Regions from separate parts of the Homo sapiens genome. Here region 2 is linked to region 1. Evidence: read pairs that join two places in POLR2A ChIA-PET (ENCODE). Cell type or tissue: A673. All regions are shown on one strand. Links, peaks and the distances in the headings refer to the core of each region. The heading gives the core; the rest is flanking DNA.

Region 1 (4,963 bases), core at 1,504-4,003:
TTTTTTTTTAATTTTAAGCCTAGGTTTTTAATTATACTTTTTCATTTTTGTTTTAAATTTCTGCTCCATGCCAGTGTATACAGTGAATATGACCATGCCCTTTGAATGTTAAGCCTTGATGGCACCTTTCATGCAGAGCTTGACTCCGTGTATGTAGTTTAGTTGTTACTTCTTTCAGGAAGTCTCCTCTTATTTATTTAAGTGGTGCTCCGTTTATGAGTCCCTATAACACCTGCTACCTTCCTTAACAAAAGAGTTTATCACACTGGTAATTTGGTCACTCCTGTGACTGCAAGGTCTGTAAGAGCAGGGTCTATCTCGTCACCTATGTCAAGAACATTCTCTGACACATAGTGGGCACCTCAACTAACATATAGCGAGTGAGTGAGTAGATGGGCCACCTTCTACAGCCTTCTACAACGGAGCAAATCCCAAAACTGGCCTTCAGGCCCCCAGACTTGGCCTAGACTTGGTAGAGAAGATGAGGACAGGACTGATCAGAGGGATGTTTCTGATATTCTATCATTCTGTGGTCACGGCAACATCAATACCTTGTGGATATGGACCAAGGCTTATAGTTTCCTGTCCAATAAAAGAGAATCTGGCTGGCCACAGTGGCTCAAACCTATAATCCCAACACTTTGGGAAGCCCAGGCAGGGGATCACTTAAGCCCAGGAGTTTCAGATCAGCACAGGTAACGTAGTGAAACCTCATCTCTACTGAAAAAACTAAAAGTTAGTCAGATGTGTTGGCATGTTCCTGTAGTCCCAGATACTGAGGAGGCTGAGGCAAGAGGATCACTTGAGCCTAGGAGTTCGAGGCTATAGTGAGCTATGATCGCACTACTGCATTCAGCCTGTTCAACAGAGTGAGACCTTGTCTCAAAGAAAGAAAAAAAAAAGATGGAAAAATAGGTCTTAATATTATACGTTTGCTGCGGAGATTAAAGGAGATTGCATGCTCACAGTCTGTGACCCATAGTAAGTGTTCAATACATGCAACTGCTATTATTACGAGCTAAGAAGGGACTAAGAACCAAAATCAATGTTTCTTCCTGTTATAACATAACCCTCCCACCTGAATGTCTGCCCCCTTGTGGTGTTGCCAGGGAATGCTAGGATTTATCTGGCTATCTTTCAATGCCTAATATGACACCTAATTTGAAATCACCTGGCACTCGCACACACAATGTACGCTCTTTTCCTTAAATCCAGATTGTACCTATTTACCTGGACGTATCCAGAACTTGCACTGTGGCCTTTTCCAGATGCAATCCAGCTTTTAAGATTTTATGTGTAATCCCCATCTCTCCCGACCTTACTGGACTTTGCCTCTGGACTCTCTGGAGTATGAGTCCAAGCAGCCCTCATAGACTCTGGCATGGGTTTGTCTGCTGACTCTCCTGGCTCCCCACTTCCTTGATAGGAAGTTCTCGTCATGTCTTCAAGTTCCTCTCAGCTGAGACCACAGCCAACTAGCCAGCTGGCTTCCTGGTTGAACAACCAACACCCCTGGGTCCAGCACAGAAATGGTACCCAGGAAAAGTGTATGGAATCCAGTGTCCTTATGTTTCCTGTCCATTTCCAGTTCATCACTGGGATGGGGCTGAGACCTTATCCTCAACAAGGCTAAAACCTCCTCTGAAATGGCTATGTGCCTCACACCAAAGGACAAGAAAATTGCCCATTGGTAGGCAAATGTGAGTGTGGGAGTGAACCCCAAAAACCTATCAATTACCCTGACCCGAAAAAACACTATCAATGTAAAATGCAGCCCAGAGAATAAACATATCCCAAACCAGTTTCAAAGTGTGATTGACACCAGATAAATTCATTTTGGGGGGACCATGTTAAAAAGGGGAAGGGAGAAACTCGTTGAGCACCATATGCCTGACATGTTCTCACATAATCCACACAACATCCTGTAACCTTGATAGCTCTGTCTTTAAGGTGAGCTGTGAAACTCAGATCAGATTAGTAATTTACCCCAAAAGTTACATATTAAGTGACCAAACATGGATTCAAGCCCATATCTGTCTCCAAGCCCAAGGTCTAAGAACTCTCATTCTCCCATACTAGCCATAAAAAGGTAAAACTCCCCTTCTAGAGATGATTACCCATAACATCTCCCCTTGGTAGACACTCTGTCTTCTCCTTTCCTCTGCAGACTTTCTGTTGAGATCCTGCCCAGCCAACCAGCCAGCGGGCTTTATTCTTCTTAAGGCCTTTAAGAAGGCCCTCTCTACTTAGAAAGGCAGTAGCATAGAGCACAGTCATTAAATCTGGTTCCAGAGCCAGGTAGCCTAGGTTCAAATCCCAGTGCCACTACTTACCAGCTTTGTGACATTGGACAAGGTATTTAGAGTGTCTGTGCCTCAGTTTTCTCTTCTGTAAAGTAGGGGCAATAGTAGTAACCTATCTCACGGGTGGTTGTGAAGATTGACCGAGTTCATATGGGGCTGACATATATTAAGTGCTCAGTAAGTTTTAGCTACCAGTATTACAAGTTAATTTTATAAAAATTTGACAAGGCATTATAAATTTCATTGGGCAGATGAGGAAACTGAGGCAGAGGACGGTTAATATCTTGTCCATGGTCACACTGCTTATCACAGGGAAAGCCAGGATCAGTTGAAAAGAAAAGGGGGGTCTCCCAATTCCTTACCCAGGGCACTCTGTCCTCCTGCTCACTTAACCAAGAGGCAGAAAAAGCAATTTACCTGTTAATACAAGACATAATCTCCCCTCCCTGATGTTCTCCCTGTCACATGAACCACAAAGAAGTCACCACAAACATCCATTTATTTATAAACCTACAACATTAGCCTCTTCACTTAAAAGCCTCTTGGTAACTTGCTGGTTAAAAGCGTTTCAGATTCTGTCAGAGAAACAAGCTCACACTGACATCTTGTCTCCATATGCCTTTGAAAACCTGCTGAGAGTCCCTTAATCCCTCGCTGAGGAACGTTCCTCTGCACTGTGTTCTTCTAAGGTTTCCACCGTTGGGTGTGGGTATTTTCTGAAAGCTCTCTCTTTTGAAAAATTCCCATGCTTTGAGTCATGCCAAAATCAGAGGGAAATGAATGCTGCCAAAAGTCCCAACATTTACATAAGCTCTTAATCAGCCCTCTGGTTCATTACAGTGTGACATATCAGTTACACTGCTGTTCAGGCAAAGAAATGGGGTCTTGGAATCTGCAGAGGGCCCTGGAAAATTGTGTTCTCTGAGTGGAAGTGGAGCAGGTTCCAGCTTCTCCCTTTATAAAAGTTCGATCTTGGCTGCATTTGTGTTTACGTATTTAGTAAATATTTATTGGTTTCTTAATATGGGGACCATAATAATTGATGGAGAGACAATAATAAGTAAAAAAGATATGACCCCTGACTTTATGAAGCTTATAGTCTAGATGGACAACAGACACTAATCAAAATAAAGGATACTGTGAGAGTATCTAGTGGGGGACATAAACTTGACCCCATCTGGGGTTCAAGAAAAGCTTCTGCTAGTGAATGATGTTTCACCTGGAATCTGTAGGTCTGGGGAGCAGGAACGTCTAGGCAGTGTAGTACAAAGCGGGGTAGATGAAGTAGAGAGAGCAGAGAAAATGAAGATAGATGAAGCCAGTGAGCTAAGTACATCTTTATTTTAGAGCTATGGGAAACCACTGAGAGCCTGTAGCCACCGTGTCTAAGGGCGTCACCATCCTGATTATTATAAAATATTCTCCCTGTATTATGGTTATTTCCCTGTCATCTCCTACCCTGATTGGCATAATAGCTACTATTTTGCTAGCACTATTTTATATATACACATATATATATTCACATTATATGTGTTTTTATATACAGAGAGACTACACACACACACACACACACACACACATATGGTCTCACCAATCCTCACCCCAACTCTATAAAGAATATACTATCATTATGCCCATTTTACCGATGAAAAGAAGGCTCAAAGACAGCAAATAATCTGCCTATGACTACACAGATGAGACAGGTTGGAAGGCAGGTCTCTCTGATTCCAAGGTCCAAGTTTTTAACAAGTCAATACTGCAAGTTCCCTGCAGTCAGCAGCTGGGTCTTTCTGATTCTGCTTGGTTTGCTAATGCCTGGCCCACAGGCATTACAGGTGTATGGAACTAACTTCCTTGCTTGTCCAAGCCTCCTGTCCCCTACTCCTCACCTAATCATAGGTGACGCTTCTAAAGCCCTTACTTACTGCATGCCAGCTATGGTTCTAGTACTTCATGCATATTTGCTCATTTTCATTTTTGCCGCAACCTATGAAGTAGGTACTATTATTTTCATCCTCTCCATTTTTCAGATAAGAGAACTGAGTTGCAGAAGCATTAATAGCTTCACCAAGGACACACAGTAATAAGCGGCCCAACAAAGATTCTAACCCAGGCCGACTGGATCCAGAGCTTGGACTCCTAACAACTAGAGATTATTGTTCCTTTCGCAATCCAGCCACATGAACCTCCTTTATATTTAATGCAAAATATGCATTGTTTTTCACCTCCAGCCTTCTCAAATGTCAATGTCTCTTCCTATGCATTCGCCTACTCCACCTAACCTCACTTTCCCTTGGGCTCCCTCCTATCCATCCTCCAGGATTCTTGGTCAGGGTCAGCTGCCCCTTCTGTGTGTGCTACCCCATCACCCTGTGCTTCCCCTTCCCAGCACTCAGCACATAAACTGGGTATTTCAACTACAGGTTCTCTGTCCACCTCCCACCCTTGACTTGAAGCTGCACAGGACAGGGTCCAAGCTACCCAGGCATTTCTATATCTACAATGCCTGCAGCTTGGCGGGGGCTCTATCATTACTGTGAAATGACCAGATACATTTATAAATAAGTGAATAAATTTGAATAGTTTTTTTGTACCCCAAAGTGGTTACACATAGCAGGCCTCATTCAGTGTTGCTGAATGAAGAGTCAAGCGTATAATGT
Region 2 (4,963 bases), core at 1,040-3,539, 60 kb after region 1:
AGATCTTTCTTGCTTTCTCCTGTGGGCATTTAGTGCTGTAAATGTCCCTCTAAACACTGCTTTAGCTGTGTCCCAGAGATTCTGGTATGTTGTGTCTTTGTTCTCATTGGTTTCAAATAACTAATTTATTTCTGCCTTCATTTCGTTATTTACCCAGTAGTCACTCAGGAGCAAGTTGTTTAGTTCCCATGTAGTTGTCAGGTTTTAAGTGAGTTTCTTAATCCTGAGTTCTAATTTGATTGCACTTTGGTCTGAGAGACTGTTTGTTAGGATTTCTCTTCTTTTGCATTTGCTGAGGAGTGTTTTACTTCCAATTATGTGGTCAATTTTAGAATAAGTGTGACGTGGTGCTGAGAAGAATGTATATTCTGTTGATTTTGGGTGGAGAGTTCTGTAGATATCTATTAGGTTTACTTGGTCCAGAGCTGAGTTCAAGTCCTGAACATCCTTGTTAGTTTTCTGTCTTGTTTATCTGTCTAATATTAACAGTGGGGTGTTAAAGTCTCCCACTATTATTGTGTGGGAGTCTAAGTCTCTTTGTAAGTCTCTAAGAACTTGCTTCATCAATCTGGGTGCTTCTGTGTTGGGTGCATATATATTTAGGATAATTAGCTCTTCTTGTTGCATTGATCCCTTTACCATTATGTAATGCCCTTCTTTGTCTTTTTTGATCTTTGTTGGCTTAAATCTGTTTTATCAGAGACTAGGATTGCAACCCCTGCTTTTTTTTGCTTTCCATTCACTTGGTGTATATTCCTCCATCCCTTTATTTGAGCCTATGTGTGTCTTTACACGTGAGATGGGTCTCCTGAATACAGCACACTGATGGGTCTTGACTCTTTATTCAGTTTGCCAGTCTGTGTCTTTTAATTGGGACATTTAGCCCATTTACATTTAAGGTTAATATTGCTATGTGTGAATTTGATCCTGTCACTATAATGCTAGCTGGTTATTTTGCTCGTTAGTTGATGCAGTTTCTTCATAGCATCAACGGTCTTTACAATTTGGTATGTTTTTGCAGTGGCTGGTACCGGTTCTTCCTTTCCATATTTAATGCTTCCTTCAGGAGCTCTTGTAAGGTAGGCCTGGTGGTGACAAAATCTCTCAGCATTTGTTTGTCCGTAAAGGATTTTATTTCTCCTTTGCTTATGAAGCTTAGTTTGTCTGGATATAAAATTCTGGGTTGAAAATTCTTTAAGAATGTTGAATATTGGCCTTCACTCTCTTCTGGCTTGCAGGGTTTCTGCAGAGAGATCTACTATTAGTCTGATGGGCTTCCCTTTGTTAGTAACCCAACCTTTCTCTCTGGCTGCCCGTAACAGTTTTTCCTTCATTTTAACCTTGGTGAATCTGACAATTATGTGTCTTGGGGTTGCTGTTCTCGAGGAGTATCTTTGTGGTGTTCTCTGTATTTCCTGAATTTGAATGTTGGCCTATCTTGCTAAGTTGGGGTAATTCTCCTGGATAATATCCTGAAGAGTGTTTTCCAACTTGGTTTCATTCTCCCCGTCACTTTCAAGTACACCAATCAAACATAGGTTTGGTCTGTTCACATAGTCCCATATTTCTTGGAGGCTTTGTTCATTCCTTTTCATTCTTTTTTCTCTAATCTTGTCTTCATGCTTTATTTCATTAAGTTGAATTTCAATCTCTGATATCCTTTCTTCTGCTTGATTGATTCAGCTGTTGATACTTGTGTATGCTTCATGAAGTTCTAGTGCTGTGTTTTTCAGCTTCATCAGGTCATTTATGTTCTTCTCTAAACCTGTTATTCTAGTTAGCAATTCGTCTAACCTTTTTTCAAGGTTCTTAGTTTCCTTGCATTGGGTTAGAACATGCTTCTTTAGCTCAGAGGAGTTTGTTATTACCCACCTTCTGAAGCCTACTTCTGTCAATTCATCAAACTCATTCTCTGTCCAGTTTTGTTCCCTTGCTGGTGAGGAGTTGTGATCCTTTGGAGGAAAAGAGGCATTCTGGTTTTTTGAATTTTCAAACTTTTTGCACTGGTGTTTTCTCATCTTCATGGATTTATCTACCTTTGATCTTTGATGCTGGTGACCTTCAGATGGGGTTTTTATATGAACATCCTTTTTGTTGATATTGATGCTATTCCTTTCTGTTTGTTGGTTTTCCTTCTAATAGTCATGACCCTTTGCTGCAGGTCTGCTGGAGTTTGCTGGAGGTCCACTCCAGACCCTGTTTTCCTGGGTATCACTGGCAGAGGCTGCAGAATAGCAAAGATTGCTGCCTATTCCTTCCTCTGGAAGCTTCGTCCCAGAGGGGCAACCACCAGATGCCAGCCAGAGCTCTTCTGTATGAGGTGTCTGTCAACCCCTGTTGGGAGGTGTCTCCCAGTCAGGAGGCACGGGGGTCAGGGACCCACCTGAGGAGGTACACTGTTCCTTAGCAGAGCTTGAGCACTGTGCTGGGAGATCCACTGCTCTCTTCAGAGCCAGCAGGCAGGAATATTTAAGTCTGCTGAAGCTGCGCCCACAGTTGCCCCTTCCCCCAGGTGTTCTGTCCCAGCAAGATGGGAGTTTTATCTATAAACCCCTGACGGGGGCTGCTGCCCTTCTTTCAGATATGCCCTGCCCAGAGAGGAGGAATCTGGAGAGCAATTTAGTGTACTTCTAAAACACCTCTTTGGAACTTGCCTGGAAAGTCTCAGTATATTCTTTTGGATTTCCTCAATAATGGCAAAATTACGACCTTCAGAAAGAGGGGTTTTGTTGTGTTTTGTTGTTGTTGTTGTTGTTTTGAGACAGGGTCTTGCTCTGTTGCCCAGGCTGGAGTGCAGTGGCATGATCTTGGCTCACTGCAACCTTCTTCCAGGCTCAAGACATCCTCCCACCTCAGCTTCCCAAGTAGCTGGGACTACAGGGGCGTGCCACCATTCCTGGCTAATTTTGTGTGTGTTTTTGTGAAGACGGGGTTTCGCCATGGAGGCTGGTCTCAGACTCCTGGGCTCAAGAGACCCACCCACCTCAGCCTTCCGAACTGTGTGGACTACAGGTGTGAGCCACTGCACATAGCCCAGAAAGTTTTCATTTCTGGAAAAACCATCTGGTATTCAATACCAAAGCTAGTGAACAAGCCTGGAGACCAAGCCAGAGATGGATGTTCAGGTCAAAAATGAGGTGAAATTTTACAGATACCAAATCTATCACATGTCTCCTAACTAGCTCTGGAGAACATTGCAAACATTCTCTGAGCCCTGGCACAAATATGGAAGAAGGTAACAAGCCTACAATATAACCATTTTGAAAGATAAGCCTTGTTCAGTCATTTGAAAACGTGTGAAAAATCAACCTCCAGAAACAAGTACCTCAGAATGGCTATCCCACCTCCCAAATGTATGGTCAATTTAAGCTTGTAAAATGTTTTCCCAAAATTGATCAGGGATGTCCTTTCCAAAAAGTGTCCACTCTAACAGACTTTGCTCTTTTTATTTTGGAGAGCAAGGCTAATAAAGTTGAGGACGTAGGAAAATGGAACCTGAGCTTACCTAGGGTCATGAGTTGTGAAGGCTTTAGAGAAATCTAACAGCTCCCAGGGCTATGCGTGGCTGGAAAAAAATAAATCCCAGCTCCCCAAGACAGCATCATAACGGGTTCCACTTAAGTGTACACATCTGTGGAGCCCACCTCTTTGTGCTCTTTCCCCCAAATCTCCCAGGGCCTGCCCTAGGATTGACAAACAAAACTCACCTCTGAAATTTCATTAGCACCACCAGAATGTTTGCCTCACAGCTTCCAGGTGGGACAGGAGGAGAAAAGGTATTTTCTGAGCCCCACCTTAAATATGCAAGCGCCAAGTTCAAGGAGGAGCTATAGAACCTAGAGCTCTAGATCATGTGACTTTCTCCACAGCCCTTGAAAGACATCAGGAAGAAAAAGGATAAATATACTGGGGGATCCTGGTAAGCCTGTGCCTTGAGGGCTTTCCACCTTCCCACTCTTGACCATCTGGTGTCAAATCCAGTTTCCATTTCTGAATGTCAGTCCAAAAATAAACAATGGTCTAAAAATGTTTTGCCTCCTTGCTAGCACTTGTAAATTAGCCCTCTACTTCCAACCTAGAGTGCAGACATTTCAGCTATTTGGAGCACCATCTCCTCTGTCCTAAATATGAATCAGGAGATACAAAGAACAAAGAAGCCATTAAGTGTCACAGAAATGCACTCTTCACTGTGTCACAGTGGCAACAGAAGTTCAAGGACATTGCAAACACAGTCTGGTCCAGGATGCAGGCAGCATAACCAGAAAGACAACCAAGACTGGAGGAGTCAGAAGTTAAACCAAGATGATAGAGCATGATTTAGGACTGGCACCAATCTGGGAATTGCTCAAAACATGCTAGGTGAACAAAATGCCCCCAAATATGTAGTACCCGGACAATTGATTGAAAGGGGATCTTTTTCCTGGCCCTGGACCTCAGCAACAAATAAAATCAGGGAAGAAGGAGCTCTATACCCATTGCTTATACCACAAGAGAGTTCTTTCTGTCCCAATGGTCTATTGCACTGAAAATCTCAAGTTCCTTCATTTTCACAGTCTTTGGCCAGTCACTTAAACCCATGGCATAAAGTCCTCTAGTCTATCAACTTTCAAACTTTTTGGCCATGGCTCACCTGAGAAATACATTGTATACTATGACCCACTAAACATACTCTCTCTCTTTCTCTCAATATAACTGGAGAGAGAGCTCTAGGCTCTATAGCTCCTCCTTGAAATTCGTGCTTGCATATTTAAGGTGGGGCTCAGAAAATACCTTTTCTCCTCCTGTCCCACCTGGAAGCTGTGAGGCAAACATTCTGGTGGTGCTAATGAAATTTCAGAGCTGAGCTTTTTGTTTGTCAATTAAAAGTACAGATAGTACTTTTAATGCATGCAAAATATTTCCTATTCAATTCAATGTTATTCTCTAAGCAACTCATTTTTCAGTTAATCAAAGTGCAATCCTG

What was found. ChIA-PET counts read pairs that join two places held together with the same protein. Peaks named below come from ENCODE experiments on the same cell type or tissue, not always from the same donor. Only the 100,000 strongest peaks of a DNase experiment are listed, where the experiment ranks them.
Region 2: POLR2A ChIA-PET joins it to region 1 with 5 read pairs; 7 of 35 experiments call an interaction of 5 or more read pairs at or near these places.

Annotation. Positions count from the first base shown.
Region 1 is chr11:27,210,484-27,215,446 of GRCh38, forward strand. The region is part of intron 2 of BBOX1-AS1 (BBOX1 antisense RNA 1); the gene reads right to left. Among named protein-coding and RNA genes, the nearest start is that of BBOX1-AS1, 5.8 kb to the right of the region's middle. In A673, for the core only: no CTCF peak of the experiment used is centred there; a DNase peak (open chromatin) is centred at 3,038; H3K4me3 peaks cover 465 bases; H3K27ac peaks cover 2,292 bases.
Region 2 is chr11:27,271,010-27,275,972 of GRCh38, forward strand. No RefSeq gene overlaps it. Among named protein-coding and RNA genes, the nearest start is that of BBOX1-AS1, 55 kb to the left of the region's middle. In A673, for the core only: no CTCF peak of the experiment used is centred there; no DNase peak of the experiment used is centred there.